Linked DNA regions of Homo sapiens: region 2 is linked to region 1. Evidence: read pairs that join two places in POLR2A ChIA-PET (ENCODE). Cell type or tissue: GM12878. All regions are shown on one strand. Links, peaks and the distances in the headings refer to the core of each region. The heading gives the core; the rest is flanking DNA. Region 1 overlaps SRSF4 (serine and arginine rich splicing factor 4). Region 2 overlaps EPB41 (erythrocyte membrane protein band 4.1).

What was found. ChIA-PET counts read pairs that join two places held together with the same protein. Peaks named below come from ENCODE experiments on the same cell type or tissue, not always from the same donor. Only the 100,000 strongest peaks of a DNase experiment are listed, where the experiment ranks them.
Region 2: POLR2A ChIA-PET joins it to region 1 with 5 read pairs; 6 of 35 experiments call an interaction of 5 or more read pairs at or near these places.

The regions. Positions count from the first base shown.
Region 1 is chr1:29,168,832-29,174,215 of GRCh38, reverse strand. All of the region lies in intron 1 of SRSF4 (serine and arginine rich splicing factor 4), which reads left to right. It also overlaps a transcript of MECR not described here. Among named protein-coding and RNA genes, the nearest start is that of SRSF4, 10 kb to the left of the region's middle. In GM12878, for the core only: no CTCF peak of the experiment used is centred there; a DNase peak (open chromatin) is centred at 2,855; H3K4me3 peaks cover 1,281 bases.
Region 2 is chr1:29,070,653-29,076,036 of GRCh38, reverse strand. The region is part of intron 16 of EPB41 (erythrocyte membrane protein band 4.1); the gene reads right to left. Among named protein-coding and RNA genes, the nearest start is that of TMEM200B, 51 kb to the left of the region's middle. In GM12878, for the core only: no CTCF peak of the experiment used is centred there; no DNase peak of the experiment used is centred there.

The sequences.
Region 1 (5,384 bases), core at 279-5,278:
TTTCTTTTTTCTTTTTTTTTTTGAGATGGGGTCTCAATCTGTCTCCCAGGCTGCAGTGCAGTGCAGTGGCATGATCTCAGCTCACTGCAACCTCTGCCTCCCGGGTTCAAGCAGTTCTCCTGCCTCAGCCTCCCAAGTAGCTGGGATTACAGGCGCCTGCCACCACACCCCGCTAATTTTTGTATTTTTAGTAGAGACACAGTTTCACCTTGTTGGCCAGGCTGTTCTCAAACTCCTGACCTCAGGTGATCCGCCCACCTCATCCTCCCAAAGTGCTGGGATTACAGGCGTGAGCCACCGCACCCACCAAGAGTTCCTACTTTTCTGAACAGTGCCCTTTATTATAATTTTTTAAACTAATTTTTTCTAATTAAAATGTTTAGAATTATATATGAGGAAATCATTTGGCAGCCTTTAAGGCTTGTCTATTTAGCCTATCAAGCATAACAAATTCAAGAACTTTTTGGACCAGGTGCGGTGGCTCACACCTGTAATCCCAGCACTTTTGGGAAGCTGAGGTGGGCGGATCACTTGAGGTCAGGAGTTTGAGACCAGCCTGGCCAGCATGGTGAAACCCCGTCTGTACTAAAAAGACAAAAATTAGCTGGGTATGGTGGCACTTGCTGTAATCCCAGCTACTTAGGAGGCTGAGGCAGGAGAATCGCTAGAACCCGGGAGCCGAGATTGCACCATTGCACTCCAGCCTGGGCAACAGAGTGAGACTCCATCTCAAAAAAAAAAAAAAAAAAGAAAAAAAAAAAACAACTTTTTAGGCCAGGCGTGGTGGCTCACACCTGTAATCCCAGCACTTTGGGAGGCCGAGGCGGGCGGATCACGAGGTCAGGAGATCGAGACCATCCTGGCTAACATGGTGAAACCCTATCTCTACTAAAAAAAAAATACAAAAAAAATTAGCCGGGCCTGTTGGCCTGCGCCTGTAGTCCCAGCTACTTGGGAGGTTGAAGTAGGAGAATGGCGTGAACCCGGGAGGCTGAGCTTGCAGTGAGCCGAGATCGCACCACTGCACTCCAGCCTGGATGACAGAGCAAGACTCTGTCTCAAAAAAAAAAAAAAAAAAAAAAAAAGCCTTTTTGACTCATTAGAGAATAAATGTAGGTTAATTGTAGATCATTTAGATATTATGAAAGCATAAAGTGAAAAGTATCATTAAGCATCCTTTTAAGATGGGTGAGGTTTTACGTGCAATTTTGTGTCACGCTTTTTTTACTTAATTTATCTCATGTATTTTCTATTACATTAAAATCTTCCTTATTAATGGCTTCATAAAATCCATTGTATGGCAATATTATGACTTACCCAACCATTCCTCTTATATTGTCTACCTTTTTTTTGGTCTCCTAATTCTTGCTGTTATAAGTAACCCTGTGATGGGTATTATGTGCATAAAACTTTGTTTGCATTTTTATTATCCCTGAGTACATATGGATTCCATGAAATAAAATTCATGTGTCACAGCAGGAGTGAACATATTCAAGTATCTCAGTGCATATAACCAAATAACTTTCCAGAAAAGCTACACCAGTTACACTTAACACCCGCAGTGTATGAGCATGCCCGTGTGATGGGCACTTCAACAGCATGGAGTACCCCTGTTGTGTTTGCTGGCCAGGCGTGGTGGCTCACGTCTGTAATTCCAGCACTTTAGGAGGCCAAGGCGGGCGGATCACCTGAGGTCAGAAGTTCGAGACCAGCCTGACCAACATGATGAGACCCTGTCTCTACTGAAATTACAAAAATTAGCTGGGCATGGTGGTAGGCTCCTGCAATCCTAGCTACTCGGGAGGCTGAGGCAGGAGAACCGCTTGAACCCGGGAGGCGGAAGTTGCAGTGTGAGATCACACCATTCCACTCCAGCTTGGGTGACAGAGTGAGACTCTGTCTCAAAAATAAAAAATAAAAATAAAAGATGCTAATTTACCAAGTGAAAAATAATCAGGAAGTTTTTCTTGAATGAATAATAAATAGAGATAGGACTATGAATTAAGTAGCATTCTGTCATTGTTTTATTAGTAATATAACTATTACAAATGTGATCAAATTTTTTTTTATTAAAAGTCACTTTTTAAAGTCAACTTACCCCCCAAAAAAGTGTATTATTTTTTTCCCCCAATATATGGGGAATTTAATTTTTTTCTGTCATTTTGAAAAATCAATGCCAAGAGATAATACCATATTGAGATTTTTGACCAAATGTTAACAGCGTAAATTGCCCTGGTTCAAGACCTCCACTCCTTGGTTCTTGGTCCCTTCAGTTTGTGGTATGAATAAACATCATTTGTAATTATTTGACTAAGTCATTTAAAATCCCTGTTCTTCAGTTTAATATACTGTTTTGCTCCTCCTTTCTCATTGAGGTACTGTATGAATTTAAGGGCCATACGAAGTATTTGTCCCTTCTTAAAAGATAGGCACAGGATATAGACTCGGTAATAAAATGTGGTTTGGGTTTCTAGTATTTTTTTATGCTTCCAGGTACCCAGAACCGCAAATTTTACTTTGAGCTCCTCAGAAGAAAGGTGCTCCAGGCATCTGAGAGAATACCGTTGGGGTGATACTTACAAATTTGTAAGCTAACACTGAAATCTTAAAACTTCCGAAAATATTAATGCATTTGTATGACTTATTTTTCAACTGAGTATGTCAAAGTACTTTATGAACAAGTGTTGTCCCTAGTTTGTACTGATGGGGAAACTGAGGCATGGGGTGATAAGGTGACTGGCCCAAGGTTACAAAATGAGTTATTGACAACTCCGGAAATAGAAGATTTTTTAAATTCCCATACTAGATACATGTGGGCATTGACATTCAAAGCTTCCCTCATGCTATTTCCTTTAGTCCTGTCCTTTGGGGATTGCCTCTGAGGGTGAGAGGGTAGTTCAGGTTTCCGGGCTTGTTCAGCCTTTAGTCTCTGTAGAGGCTTCCAGCAAGCTGACAAGTTACTGCCAAAAGTGAGACAGATGGTATTTTTTATGATGTTGTCCTTAGTTGGAGACTGCTAGTGATTCTCCTCCTCAGGCTACTCTTTGAAAAGCTGTAAGGTGGTATCAGCTTTATCGTGGTTGGCTGAGGAAGGATTTGTACAAGTAAATGTTCTCTGCCTTATTGTCATTCCTAGGGCCGTCTGGTCTTATAGTACCCTGAAGGTGAGGGATTAGATTATGCTCTGAATTTGTATGCCCATAGTTTGAGGAAATGTTTTACTTGAGTTTTCTGTGTGTTGAGATGAAAGTCTCCCAGGCTAAAGATTTCTGAACTGCACGCAATGTCTGAAGAAGCGCTTGAAAGGCACTTTATTTCTCCCAGGTCCCCAACCATGGGTTTAGGTTTTTATGCCAGAAAGGGGACCTTCATGAACAAAGACCCCCAAGACCTAGAGAGAAGAGGAAGTCTGAAAGAGGGAGGTTTGAATTCAGCCTTCAGGAATGAAGAGGGCAGACAGAGCAGGAGGCTCAGGCAAGGGAGTCAGGAACCACAGACCAGAAACATGGACTTGGAAAGGTTTTCATGTAATTGAAATGAAGCTATTGATCCATCCATTTTAAAAGAATTTGAAAAATTCATTAAAATACTTAATTAGTGGCATCCACTAATTAATAAAAGCATAGGGAGTGGCATCTTTAACCAAAAATGAAAATGAAGAAACAGACTCCAGCCCAGGGACCAGGGGCGATTATGAGGGACATGGTGCCTCATACAGCCAAGATGATCCAAGAGGCATCATCTTTAATGAAGCTTTAACACCTGGCAGCCTGCTCATTGTGTTGTTTAAGAGGTAAGTATGAACTGGTTTTGTTTGTAGCTTTTGTGTGGAATCAGGTAGTGCTGTCTGCAGAGTGTAAACCTTTATTTCTTTAAGTAGGAATAACAGATAAAGTAATTCTATATTAAATCCCAAGAGTTTTATTCTAAATTGGTAATGTGACTTTCATCTCTCGAGTTTTTTCAAATCGTTTTTAATTTGTGGTTGAGTCTTCACGAACTTCTTGTCATCAGGCAATAGTTGATTCCCCTTTTTTGAAAGCTTTCAATTTCATTTATCCTTAGTGTTGAAAAGTGTCAGAAAATTGAAATGGACACAGATGATTGTATCTGCCCTCCCTTTCAGGAAAGCCATGTTGACTTTAAAATATCAAAAAAGAAAGTTCAGTTATGATTGCAGGGGGTAATGATAGTTTGATCCACAAACTATTTGCAGTGTAAAAGTGAAATACCTTAGCTGACTTAGTTCATTTTTGAAAGTTTTGAATAGCTAAAACAAAGTTGGCAAATAGGCTCATAGAGTAGTTACAGAGTAAGACTAAATTCATATTTGATGCAGATTCCTCTCTACCTCCCATTCTGGGAGGATTTAGTTTTACTGTTTGGTGTTTAGGATAATGATTGTTCTGTTTTTCTCACCCTACTATGTGAATATATATTCTGTTAGAGATGGGCTGTTATCTGCAATGTGGACTCAATACCATGGGCTTGAGTTTGGTTAGTTCATCATTAGAGATTTTTTTTCAGCAGTTGGTTTACTTTATGAGAAAGGATCATGAGTTTAATTTTCCCACTGATATATTTGTGTTCTCATTGCTGAGATATAAGTTTCTTAATGATTTGTTACCTTTTTCTATTTTCCTAGACTAGTATTAAAATTTTGATGGCATATGGGTTTGGTTCCACTTGTAGAGAATAAATGTTCACAACTTACTGGTATTAGCACACACACATCACATGCAGAAATGGTGTTTTCTTGCCACTTACTCTTTCTCATAAGATGCTTATATTCCTGTGGGCATTTGTCTTCCACACTACAGCACATAATTTGATGAAACTGATTTTCTGTGCAAGAGCTTGTGTTTCTCCAACTCTGGTTTTATGGACCACTTTTCATTGGTATATAGGAGGCGGTTAAAACGTGGTGGTAGAATGCAGGTTTTAGGTTAGCTGGGTGTGAAGAATCCCAGGTCTTTGGGATAGTCTTGGCAAGTTACTCAACTCCTCTAAGTTAGTTTCTTGATCTGTCAGATGACAGTAAACCTCAGAGTTGTGAAAATTAAATGGATATAATGTGTGTAAAGCACTTAGCATAATGCTTTATACATCGTAAAACTTTCAAAAATAGGAGTAGTAATTATTACAAAGAAATGTGAAGAAGAGTCCTAGTGGGCTGCATGTTAAAAATAGTTTTTAGTTAATGAAAATTAAATCACATCTTAGATGTTTATCATCTGCATGGTACTTTTCTGGTTGCTGCTTTAACCTTTGTATAGTTGAAAGTCTGTAAACTTTCTAGTATTCTTTGATTTCTGGCCCATTTCCCTCCTACCATTCACGCTTATATTTTTTGGTTCAAGTCACCATTCCTTGCAAAACTAATT
Region 2 (5,384 bases), core at 198-5,197, 98 kb after region 1:
AAACAGATTTTCACTTAATATATGAATGATTTATATACAAACTCAGAGCTGTCCAAAGATGTAATATGTTATCTCAGGAGATATTGAAACAAAGACTGCAACACTGGCCTCCAAATCTCTAAATGATATTGCAGAGAAGAGTCAAGCACTGGAAGAGAGAGGAATTGAATTAGGATCCTATCCAATCCCTAAAATTCTGATAATGCTGACTCTTTGCATCCTTGTAATATATAATAGAGTACTTTGCTGGTGGGTGACAAATTAAATAAATAAATAAAATGAATGGTGGCCATGTTATCCCCTTAAATATTTTTCTATGTGTTTTATTGAGATAGGATCTTATAAATATGAAGACTTTTCTTTGAAGAGGTAGTAGATAAGAAAATGAGAGGCTCACCTGCCTTTGTTGATTTTGAGACAAGAAAAGATAGTTGAGACTCTATGCCTTCCCCTACCTTTCAATCTTTCAAATGTCAGAGTTATTCTATCATTTACCCAAAACAGGATTCTATGTTAAAGGGTAAGACACTGCTGCCTTCTAGGATTTTTCTTTTTTTTTGAGACAGAGTCTTGCTCTGTTGCCCAGGCTGGAGTACAGTGGCGCGATCTCAGCTCACTGCAACCTCCACCTCCTGGGTTCAAGCGATTCTCCTGCCTCAGCCTCCTGAGGAGCTGGGATTACAGATGCCTGATACCACACTCAACTAATTTTTGTATTTTTAGTAGAGATAGGGTTTCACCATGTTAGCCAGGCTGGTCTTGAACTCCTGACCTCAGGAGATCTGCCCACCTCGGCCTTCCGAGTGCTGGGATTACAGGCATGAGCCACCACACCTGGCCTAGGATTTCAATCACAAAAGATTTTTTTTTTTTTTTTTTTGAGACGGAGTCTCACTCTGTCGCCCAGGCTGGAGTGCAGTGGCGTGATCTCGGCTCACTGCAAGCTCCGCCTCCCAGGTTCATGTCATTCTCCTGCCTCAGCCTCCTGAGTAGCTGGGACTACAGATGCCCATCACCACGCCCAGCTAATTTTTGTATTTTTAGTAGAGACGGAGTTTCACCATGTTAGCCAGGATGGTCTCGATCTCCTGACCTTGTGATCCGCCCGCCTCAGCCTCCCAAAGTGCTGGGATTATAGGCGTGAGCCACCGCGCCTGGACACACAAAAGATTTTTAAAATTCCTAAAGTGTGTTTTCTCCACAATGTTATCTATACATTTAGTTAGGCTATTATTCAAGTTATTTGGCTTTTAGCCTGCATTTCTGATATGTGGGAACAAACTACTTTATCTTCCTTTTGTCTTTCAAGTTCTAGGATGATAGGAGTTTTGTTTACCAAAAGGAATCCTCCATGAATTTATAATTGTTGATCATAGCCACTGCTCTTCCTCTAGCCTAACTTTGTATGGCTTCCTAACTCTAATCCCATACCTTCTTAACCATTTCAGGTATGCTTTCATAGATCTGCACCAATGTGTTTCTTTTTGTGTCATATTCTGCTACAGTAAAAGGAGATACTAAGGCATGAGGAGTAACAGCTTCAGAAATGAGAGTGGCCTATTAATACTATCCACTAAAGTGTAGAGGAAGCAGATATGGTAATGCTACATGCCACACAAAACAGATTAATAAGAAGTTGTTGTAGTTTCTAGTACCAATATTACAAACGGTGTAATTTGAGTATATGAAAAAAAAGTGAAGTTTCTATGTATAATAAAAACAATATAATAGTCTTTTTCAAAGCTGCAGAGAATGCTATAGTTTGGGATTTTATAATTCCTGTGAAGAGGAATATAAGGGAAGGCAACTCTGTCAACAAATTTTGTATGTCTTTACTGTATTCAAAACCCTTGCCGAAAAAATAAAAGCAACAATGAGACCATGTCTCATATTAATTTTGCCCTGTTTTCCTTTTGTAAATACATGATCACTGGGTAAAGCACAAGTGTAATTTCTGCTCCATAATACCTTCTTAAAATTAATTAGATCTCTAATGCCTCATGTGTCCTATAGGCTTATCTATAGGAAGTACTACAGGCTTATCTATAAGAAGTATTACAGAAGTGACTTAGGAAACTAGGAGAAAGTGAATTGGGTTATTATATCCAAAGAAGTTTCAGAGTAAAATTTATAATATTTAATAGAAAGAAATGTACCAGGTCCTAGGATGCCAACTGGAAATCTATTCCATGTATAATATCCAGTCTAATCTTAATCAACAGAGTCAGCATCTTTTCCCTTCAAAACTCTTACTGAAGATGTAAATAAGTAGAAAACTTGACCCATGCAAACAATTCCCTTCATATTGCAAGTGTTAGCATGAAAGAAACTGGCTGAAAGAGAGGCCCAAAATATAGATGCTTGGTTTATTTTCAAGTATGATCCACTCTAATCATACCATTTGGATAAGATGAATTTATTAAGAGAAGGATAAATTTGGAAAATTAGTAAAGTGGTCAAATATCAATAAGGAGTAGATGGAAATAAACAGCTATTTAACGACTTACTTTCAAAATAAAAAGAAGTTAATGTATGTTTTTGTGTTTTTAAATTTTCATCTTCCCAGCTCCCAAAAGACCAAGAATTGAACGACAACCAGGGTCTCTGGTTCCTGGAATTTATTACGTATTCATTCTCATGAAGTAGGTTTGTCTCCACATTACTAGGTGGAAATCTGGGCACCAAGTAGTTAAGTGAACCTCTCAGAGTCACCCTAGAAATGAATAATGACAAAACCAAAGCAAAAACCCAAAATATTATACTGGTCTGTATTGATACCTTTACTCCAAATTATTTTTTATTTATCAGCTTGCCATTAAGAAGCTGAATCAGGGTAACACCAATATGTATTAGAATTTGCCTCTGGTACTGAAAATGAAGGAAGGAAACCAAGACTATTTACACTTTTTTTTTTTTTTTTTTTTTTGAGACAGAGTCTCACTCTGTCACCCAGGCTGGAGTGCAGTGGTGTGATCTTGGCTCACCGCAACCTCTGCCTCCCGGGTTCAAGCGATTCTCCTGCCTCAGCCTCCCAAGTAGCTCGGATTACAGGTGTGTGCCACCATGCCCAGCTAATTTTTGTATTTTTAGTATAGGTGGGGTTTCACCATGTTGCACAGGCTGGTCTCAAATTCCTGACCTCAGGTGATCTGCCCGCCTCAGCCTCCCAAAGTGCTGGGATTACAGGTGTTAGCCACCACGCCCAGCCCATTTACGCTTTATGTTGCAAATATTGGCAGTGTTACCTTTAGGTAATACAAAGCTGGAATGCCCAATATTTTTCCTCTGATAATTGTGATGGTATCTTTTGAGTCTGCATTGGTCAGCTTCATCCAATACAAGGGCTTGGCCATTCTCCTCTTAATCATTCTTACCCTATTGATAGAAGAAATGGCCTCTCCTTTGACTCTCAATAAAGATCTCCGAGGACTCTTGCTGCATTTCAGAAAACTGAAAAGTATCATTGGCTTAGACTTTTAATGGACTTGGAATAACTCCAATACAAAGAGAAATAAAATTCAGGGTGAAGTTTACAATAGTAATTAATAAAAAGCTGTGTATAAGGATGAAAACTGGAAATTCAGGAATTATAATCTGAAACAGTTATAAAAGTATAAATAAAGTTCTGATTATTTCCTTTTAATTCCTTAAAAAAAGATTTAAAATAATCTAACCAATTCTATAGTCCAATTTGTTATTTCATTAAGGGAAACTCTTGTATCTTTATTTCCCAGATAAAAGAGAGTACTCATGATTATTACTTTCTGTGGTAGAGAACAGCTTTGTAATATTTCAGGTCCCTCTTATTATGAGTGAATCAATAAATATACTTATTTACAAAATATATATTATAAATAGACATAGCCTGTGACATAAAAGATATATACGCACACCAAATTTTAAATTTTAACCTGGTCCTTGCTTCTTTTTCCATTTCTTGGGAAAGCCTATAATGACAGCGTAGCAGTTTTCAGGAAATAACAGATAATTATTTCTACATGTCTCCAGAGACAAGAGAACAATATTGGTAGATGTTGAAGGACAAAAGATTCTTGTCTTTACTGTTCTCTTTTTTTGCTCTAAGAGGCCATCTTCTCAAAAACAAAAAGTCTTGTTTAGAAGTTTCATCAACTGAAAAGCATTGAGAAGTAAAACAAAGTATAATAATCTTAGTTTGATAACCCTATAAACTCAGATTTCAAAACAAATATTTGAGACATTAACCAAATCATCCATATTGGTACATTCAAGTGCCATAAAAAGCAAGCTACATGCAAGGTTTCTTCAATATTGAGGTAAAAAATAACAGGTTAGGCATGTGAGTTGTCCTGAAGAGAGAGAGAGTGCCCACATTTACTTCAGGTAAGTCTTAGAAGTCAACATGCAAACAGAGGACACATACTTGTCACAAGTGAACTTGAGGTCACAAAGCCATTGATTAAAAACAATTGATTTCAACACAAGTACACGAACAAACAGGTCTGAAGTATATCAGGAAAACAAAGTATATCAATATATATTTTAAGCTTAGCAATGGCTAACTATTGCTGCTAGCAATATAATTAGTAAAGCCATAAAGAAGTAACACAGTATCTTAATTCAGAGAAGGGTTTATGTACAGATCTTGAGTAAATCTGTGTTCCAGACTTTTAAGGATAGGTAGAGTAGTCTGAGAATTTCAGTCCTGGCTGGAGGCTAAGGGGCACCAGCACCATTTTCCTTAAACCATATCAACACTCTACTTGTGAAAAGATGGCATTTAATCTTTGAAGATCTCTTCTATACACCAGGCAGGAAAAAGTTGTCTGTCCCTGTACAGCTCAGAAATACTCATAAAAAGGCCACAGAAGTCAAAAGCCCTTTTCCAGAAAAGACTTTTGTTTATACTGGTTTGATATCCTAAGAAAAGGAGTGGTTATGGATTTGTAGATTAAAACGTTATCATTTTAAGGCTTCTGAAAGGTTAGCGAGTTGAAATTTTTTCTTAAACTATGAAGCCCATGCCAAACAAATGACTATAGAGGATTAGGAAAATATTCCATCAAATGTATCTAGAGAGTATCCTGGTTTGTGTGAGATATTGGATAGGAAGACATAACAATAGTAAACAGTAAACATGCAGGATAAAAGAGTTAAAGCTTTTGGGAAGATTACCAACCTGCCATATGCTTAATTCTGATTTGTTTAAATTTGTTAAACTTCAATGCAGAAAAGCTGGCTTTGGGCAGTCCATTGCTACTCCTTTGTACCCCACAATACATACTCTACAAAGAGTAACATTTGACAGAAAAATGATCACAAGAGCTCCCCTAGGATAGTGAACTATCAAGATCAGAGGGCATCATACAGCAATAACACAGTTGAAGCCAAGGACAGAAGTTCAA